Linked DNA regions of Homo sapiens: region 1 is linked to region 2. The links are chromatin contacts, found by Hi-C or POLR2A ChIA-PET in ENCODE. All regions are on one chromosome and are shown on one strand. Each heading gives the region's core, a stretch centred on a gene start or an enhancer-like site at or near the end of the contact. The rest is flanking DNA. Distances are from core to core; before and after follow the strand shown.

The links. Hi-C counts contacts between places; a loop is a spot of excess contacts on that map. ChIA-PET counts read pairs that join two places held with the same protein, here RNA polymerase II (POLR2A). Pooled maps may share reads with other maps.
Region 1: a pooled map of gastrocnemius medialis shows a loop between it and region 2 (2.5-fold over the local background). The contact joins the promoter of HPD here to the enhancer-like site in region 2. A Hi-C loop is called at or near these places in 1 of 37 single-sample maps with no recorded cell type and 5 of 50 pooled maps. POLR2A ChIA-PET finds 5 or more read pairs at or near these places in 23 of 52 experiments (A549, AG04449, BJ and 16 more).

Annotation. Positions count from the first base shown.
Region 1 is chr12:121,857,609-121,861,149 of GRCh38, forward strand. It overlaps HPD (4-hydroxyphenylpyruvate dioxygenase), which reads right to left and starts at 1,251. Exons shown (of 14, transcript NM_002150.3): 1 at 1,213-1,251; 2 at 1,079-1,105; 3 at 149-211. The coding sequence starts at 1,215. It overlaps TIALD (transcript inducer of AURKA lysosomal degradation), which reads left to right. Exons shown (of 3, transcript XR_002957437.2): 2 at 11-230. RefSeq lists enhancers at 2,393-2,910, 2,911-3,427.
Region 2 is chr12:121,810,197-121,813,530 of GRCh38, forward strand. SETD1B (SET domain containing 1B, histone lysine methyltransferase) reads left to right here. Exons shown (of 17, transcript NM_001353345.2): 6 at 1-639. Among named protein-coding and RNA genes, the nearest start is that of SETD1B, 7.9 kb to the left of the region's middle. RefSeq lists enhancers at 135-944, 989-1,601 and silencers at 1,836-2,155, 2,296-2,385. Within about 2 kb of position 1,860, at least 32 of the 41 ENCODE cell types and tissues checked have a DNase peak (open chromatin) inside an H3K27ac peak, as active enhancers do; they include OCI-LY7, where a contact is called at or near this core.

The DNA of each region.
Region 1 (3,541 bases), core at 1-2,500, 47 kb after region 2:
GTGTAATTAGGATTCAGAGTATCTGGCCCACCCCTGGCCTGATCCTCCCTCCCAAGGGCCAATCACAGACCCTGCTGGAGGCCTGCCCTTGTCAGGCAGCCCTCTGCCCTGCCGTCTGCTCACTCCAGCACCTTGCCCCGGCTTCTACCTGCTTGGCGTTGCCAACCCAGAAGGTCACAGAGTGGAAGTGGAGGAATCGGCCTCTCTCAGGCTGCAGAAGGAGAGAAGAGGTGAGGTTGAGTCCCTGAAAGTGAGTCTAGAAAAGTGCGGGTGGAGTGATGTCCCCTAGCCACCCTCCTTATTCCAGCCTCAACCACAGAACTTAGGAGCAGCGGAACCCCATGCAGCCTTGCCAAGCCTCAAAAGAGGTTTCTCATGTGGAAGTTGAGCTCCTGGGTGTCTTGGATGGGGAAACCCCCTCAGGAGGCCTGCCAAGGTTTCACACAGGGAAATAGACTTATGTTGCAGCAATATGGATTTAAGTTAGACCTTAGAAAGAACTTCCAGATGGGATTAAAAGATTGGCAGGCATTTGAGAAGGGGTACAGGTTTTGTTTTGGTTTTTGTTTCTGAGATGGAGTTTTGCTCTATTGCCCAGGCTGGAGTGGAGTGCAGTGGTGCAATCTTGGCTCACTGCAACTTCCGCCTCCCAGGTTCAAGCGATCCTAGGGTTCAAGTGATCTCCCCCACCTTAGCCTCCTGAGTAGCTGGGATTACAGGGGTGCGCTACCATGCCCGGCTAATTTTCGTATTTTTAGTAGAGACGGGGTTTCCTCATGTTGACCAGGCTGGTCTCGAACTCCTGACCTCAAGTATTTGCCTGCCTTGGCCTCCCAAAGCACTGGGATTACAGGCATGAGCCACCATGCCCGGCCAGGATACAAGTTTGTTGTGAGGGTGAGGTTGAGTCCAGCTCAGTCTCGGGGAGCCCCGGGGGTAAAGCTGAGTGTGCAGGCATGCACGTCATGTATCCACTCCAGTCCTTCCTCTTCTGCTCTCTGCTGAAACCCCAGTCTCCCTGCACTCCGACCCCCTTCTAGACTCAGGCCCCTACATTTCCCACATTTCGCCTGCTTACCTTTGCCCCTTTGTCACTGTAAGTCGTCTAAGGAGAAAAAGAAGGACAGTGAGACTTGGAGGTTCCAACACAAGGTGCTTCTGGAAGCGTTACTGAAGATGTCCCACCCAAGGGGAGATGGCCATGGCACTTACCATGATTGATCTTAGTCAAACCTCCTACTGGGACTAGAGGCCTGGGGAGTGCTGGGCCGGAGTATTTAACCCCAAGCAGGTCCCGCCCAGGCCTCCTGGCCTACCTGGGGGATGGGGTGGGGAGCTGAGCCCAGCCCTGGAAGGTTCCAGGCCTGGGGACCTCTGATCCAGCCGCAGCCTCATTGAACAGGATGGTGTTGCCAGGCCCAGAGAGGGGCAGTGACGTCCACTAGTCAGTGGGAGGCAGAGTCAGGGCCAGAAGCCAAGGGCAAGCTTTTCCAGGACGCTGGGAATGTGACCATTACTGCCCAGAATCCAAAGCTCAGAAGCCAAGGCCGGCTGGAGTGCAGTGGCGGCTCCAGAACTCTTGCCTAGAGGAAATTTGAGGGGGCATTTGGAGACTGGCCCCAAAGTCCTGTTTGCGTCACAGCGTTGTATTCCATAGCTCTGAGAGGCACGGCAGGAGAAGGTTTGCATCCTGGCTCTGTTACATACAGTGTGACTTGGGAAAATCACCATATCCCTTTGAGCCTCATTTGTAAAACAGGAATGAGAATAGTGTGGTGGGGATTAAAGGAGATAAGCACGCTCTTTGGAACAGGACCTGGCACACAGGACACTCTCAGTGTTGGTTATAATTCATTGGGACAGAGAACATTCCTAGGCCATGAGGTCAGCAAGCGGCAGGGAAGAACTGGAACATGAACCGGGCTATTCTAACTCCAGGACCCACACTTTAAATTGCTAGATTGCCCTCTATACAAATGGGAGATATTGATATCCCCATCAGATGGGGAAACTGAGGCCTGGAGAGGTGAACACATGTCTCCCAGGTCATGGAACTGGTAAGAGCAGAGCCCCAAACTCTGGCCTGTTTGATTCTGAAGTTGGATCTCATTGCACCAGTGCAGACCACTTCTCCCTCCTTTTCTCTATTTTCTGGGCCATTCAGGAGGCAGGCAAGGTGGTCCCACCCCCTTATTCTGCCTGTCCTGGGCCTGCCCAGTGTGCTCCCAGTGTCCACCTCAGCTCCTTAAGTCTAAATTTCCAACTGGGGGCCGGGGGTGGTGGCTCACGCCTGTAATCCCAGCACTTTGGGAGGCCAAGGAGGGAGGATCACTTGAGGCCAGGAGTTTGAGACCAGCCTGGCAACATGGTAAAACCTCATCTCTACTAAAAATACAAACATTAGCTGGGCACGGTGGTGCACGTCTGTAGTCCCAGCTACTCAGGGGACTGAGGCAGGAGGATCACTTGAACCAAGGAGGCAGAGATTGCAGTGAGCAGTGATCATGCCACTGCCCTCCAGCCTGGGTGACAGAGTGAGACTCCATCTCAAATAAATAAATAAATATCCAACTGGGAAAACTTGAGTGGAGGTGGCCCAGGGTGGATCTCACAGGCCCAGAAGGTTCCCATGGAGGAGAAGAGCTCTGTGTAGCCTGCCTATCCCCTCCAGGCCAGCAGGAACATCTTGTCACTTTGATTGCTGTGGCCAACTCAAACCCCCACTCCTGGAGCCTGCCCTGGCTTATATGCTAAGCACAAAGGCCAATGTTTACTAACTCAAGGAAGTGTGTCAACAGCAGTGGGTTGCAAAGGCTGGCAGGCATCTAGAGGTAGGAACTCTGTCCCCAACACTGTAGGTCTCAGTCCCATGCTGGGTGCACCCCTAGATGCCATTCACATGTCTGGGCAGAGAGCAGGGAGGCAAGCCTGCAGGGCCCAGTATCCAGAGTCCCCTCCCTGATGCTCTCTGTTCAGGCTGGGCTCCACTGGATAACAGATCAGCAGTGGCTGGGTGTGACTGTCTCTGTTCTTCATGCCCGACCATGCAGAGGTGGGTTCCAGAGGCCTTGCTCAAGAAGCTCACTGATCAGATGGGTTCATAGGACGCATCCTTGAAAATACCCTGGTGTGCAGAAAAGCATTCACCTAGCTGGGCCTGGTAGTGAGCACCTGTAGTCCCCAGCCACTCAGGAGGCTGAGGTGGGAGGATCACTTGAGTCCAGGAGTTAAAGGTTGCAGTGAGCTATGATCACGCCACTGCACTCTAGCCTGGGGAACAGGGTGAGAACTTGTATCAAAAATAGATAAGGCAGGGCCCAGTGGCTCACACCTGTAATCCTAGCACTTTGGGAGGCCGAGGAGGGAGGATCACTTGAGGTTAGGTGTTCGAGACCAGCCTGGCCAACATGGTGAAACCCTATCTCTACTAAAAATACAAAAATTAGCCTGGATGCAGTGGCTCATGCCTATAATCCTAGCACTTTAGGAGGCTGAGGCGGGTGGGTCACCTGAGGTCAGGAGTTTGAGACCAGCCTGACCA
Region 2 (3,334 bases), core at 610-3,109:
GCCGCTTTTGGGGCCCGCGACAGTGGGGAGTTCCGGAGGGCACCGGCGCCCCCACCCCTGCCACCTGCTGAGCCTCTGGCCAAGGAGAAGCCAGGCACGCCACCCGGCCCGCCGCCCCCCGACACCAACAGCATGGAGCTGGGCGGCCGGCCCACCTTCGGCTGGAGTCCTGAGCCCTGTGACAGCCCTGGCACGCCCACGCTGGAGTCGTCCCCTGCAGGGCCAGAGAAACCCCACGACAGCCTGGACTCGCGCATCGAGATGCTGCTGAAGGAGCAGCGCACCAAGCTGCTCTTCCTGAGGGAGCCGGACTCGGACACCGAGCTGCAGATGGAGGGCAGCCCCATCTCCTCCTCCTCCTCCCAGCTCTCCCCACTGGCCCCCTTTGGCACCAACTCCCAGCCAGGCTTCCGGGGCCCCACGCCCCCCTCGTCACGCCCCTCCAGCACCGGCCTGGAGGATATCAGCCCAACACCCCTCCCAGACTCCGACGAGGACGAGGAGCTCGACCTGGGCCTTGGGCCTCGGCCTCCACCTGAGCCAGGCCCCCCGGACCCTGCTGGGCTTCTGAGCCAGACAGCTGAGGTGGCCTTGGACCTGGTTGGAGACAGAACCCCGACCTCAGAGAAGATGGATGAGGTACCACCGTGTCTGTCCATCTGTCTGGGACTGGTTTTGTCTATCTTGTATCTCCCTTTCCCCCTTCAAGCATTTAGCATGACTAGCTAAGATGCGGAAGCAATGGGGCTAGGAAAGCCAATATAACAGGTGGAACTTACAGAATAAAAAGGGGATGCAGAAAACACCAGGGGCTGTGATTGAGCAATTGGTTTGGCAATGAGCTCCCTAGCAGCCGTGGAGAGAAGGAAAGCATGGCCTAGTTCTGATGCTCTCCTTGTTAGGTAAGAAGTCAGCTTTTCCTAGGGATAAATTCTGGCCTGAGCTGCTTTGGTAGGCGTTTGCTGAGAGTTCAGAGAGTATGAGCTGTGGGGATGGCTCTTGGTCCCCTTGTCTGTTGCGTGGCTTGGGAATGATCAGGGAGAGTCCTGGCCCTCAGGCAGAGGGGAGGAGAGAGATTGGCCAGAATACTGTGCTGGGCTAAGTGGGGTGAAGCCCCGGAGCATTGTCTCCTAGAGCCTGGTGCCCTCTGAAGAGGGGGAAACCATGGCAGACAGGGAGGGTGCTGGTTTCCCTTCTTCTCCCACTGGCTCCAGGGATGAAGGAGTTAAGAGCTAACTTGGGGTGGGGGTGGGGTGCCATGTAGCCAGAAAAAGGCAAAGTTGACCATCCCCCACCCTCTCCTCAGGTCATGGGGTCTCGTTGCCTAAACCTCCAGCCTCAGGAAGTCCCGCCCAGGGGTTGGGGGTGAGGGTGCCACGTGCCAGGTTCCCCTGGGAGGGTGTTGGGTCATCTTCCTTGGCTCCACTCCTCCTTCTCGGTCCAGGCACCTGCCTTGGAGCCGTAGTCCCGGTGGGCATGGGCAGTCAGGGGCTTAGACAGAGCTCTGCGTCCCTGTGGGCGGAGGGGAGGAGGACTGCCCCCTTCTTGGGCCCTTTGATTAGGCGGGTCTGGCTGCATCAGGGAGGAACGAGAGGAACTTGGCTTGCCTGGGAGGGTGCTGCAGGTGGCTGGGGCTCCAGGGGGCCTCCAAGCAGTTCTGGGGAAGTGGTTTCTGGCATCAAGGGGTCCAGGCAGGGGGCCTTGGCAGGGGGCGTTGACAGGTGTGCAGCTGTAGGGGGGCCGCCGGCCCTGGCACCCGTCTCCTCCGCTCCGTCTAGGCTGCCTGGGGTGAGGAGTGTTTACCATGCTGACCACGGTCCAGGGCTGAGAGGCCCGCAGTGGCTGGAGCGAAAGGCAGGCTGAGGCCCCGGGAGCGAGGGTCTGGGACTGCCCGGCCGCCAGCGCAGGGAGTCGCCGAGTGCCGGGAAGCTCCGGGCCGGCCCGCGGGCGCCCCCTGCTGGCGCCGGGGAATAGCGCCTGGGCTTTCTGCGGCCGCGCGCAGTGCGGGGAGCTGGACCCCGTCCCATCCTAGGTGGGGGAGCGGCGCAGGCGGGGCCAGCCGAGGGTGCAGGGGGGGCTTTTCTTCTAAACAGTGGCTGGTCGTTAAAAGTTCAGGCTCAAGTTCTTGAGTCCTGCCAAGTCACTTACTGGTTATGTGACCCTGGAAAAGGCACTTTTGCCTTTCTGAGTCTCAGTTTCGTCATCTGCCAAATGGGCCTGTGAGAGTCCCTGCAGCACAGGACCTCAGCTTAAGTGAGGTGCCGCACAGGATGCTCCCGGCACCGCCAGGCCTGCTGGACTCCCAGTTCTCAGCAAATTCCTGCCGCTTCTCACCCCGAGACTGCTGGGCAGAGGGAGGGGCAGGGCCGGCCGGGGCTGGAGCGCAGGATCTGCCTCCCTGTGATTGGCTGGCGGCGGCGGCCCGGGTTAACCCTCTGTGTGCCGCGGCGCGCTGTGCTCGGCTCTGTCCAGGACTGATCTGGGGAGTGCTCTCTGAGGATCCACCCGAGCCCGTCTGTCTCTTCTTGATGTGCATGGGGATCCTGAGAAGGAGAGTGTGTGCGTGCGTGCGTGTGTGTGTGTGTATGTGTGCACAGAGGGGACCTGGTAAAGTCCAGAGCTTCCTGCCGCTGCCTTAGTTTGGGTAGTCTCCGTCCTCCTACCCCGCTACCTGCAGTTTTCCTCTGAGGCCTTCCTCACCTGTAGTCTGACCTCTGATCTTGCAACTTGCACAGACTCCACCTCCACCCCCACTCCCCCTCAGCCTTCAAAGGTCCCCCCACCCCAAGTCCAGACCTGTCCACTCGGCTCCCTAAAGCCCCACGCCCATCCTTGACACCTCCCACATTTACCCCTCACCACCGCCCTGGATCCCAGCTGCAGCCCCGCACTGGGCAGGTCCTGGGCTCCAGACCTTCTTCTGACTGGCTGTGCCGCGGGGCCACGGCTGAGGCTCTGAGTGTGTTTATTAACTGTCAAATGGGTCGGAGCAGAGCCCCCCGCCCTGTGAGGTTATCTTTCGGATAAAAAATGAGGCAGCCGTCTGCAGCGCTTAGCCCCACGCGGGCCCACACTGATTGTGCAGTCACGAGACTAGGTGAAAAGAGTAATCAAGGAAAAATAAATAACAACACACTTCCTGTTTATGGGCCTTAGTGCTGCTAAACCCCCGCTCCAATGTCACCTTTCCTGCCTGGCCGTCTGCCGCAGAGTGAGGACAGCAGGGTGACTGAGAGCACAGGCTGCAGAACCACTTCCTGGTTCAAATCCCGGCTCCATCTCTTCTTGGCTGTGTGGCCTTGGGCAGGTTACTTAAATTCTCTGTGCCCCAGTT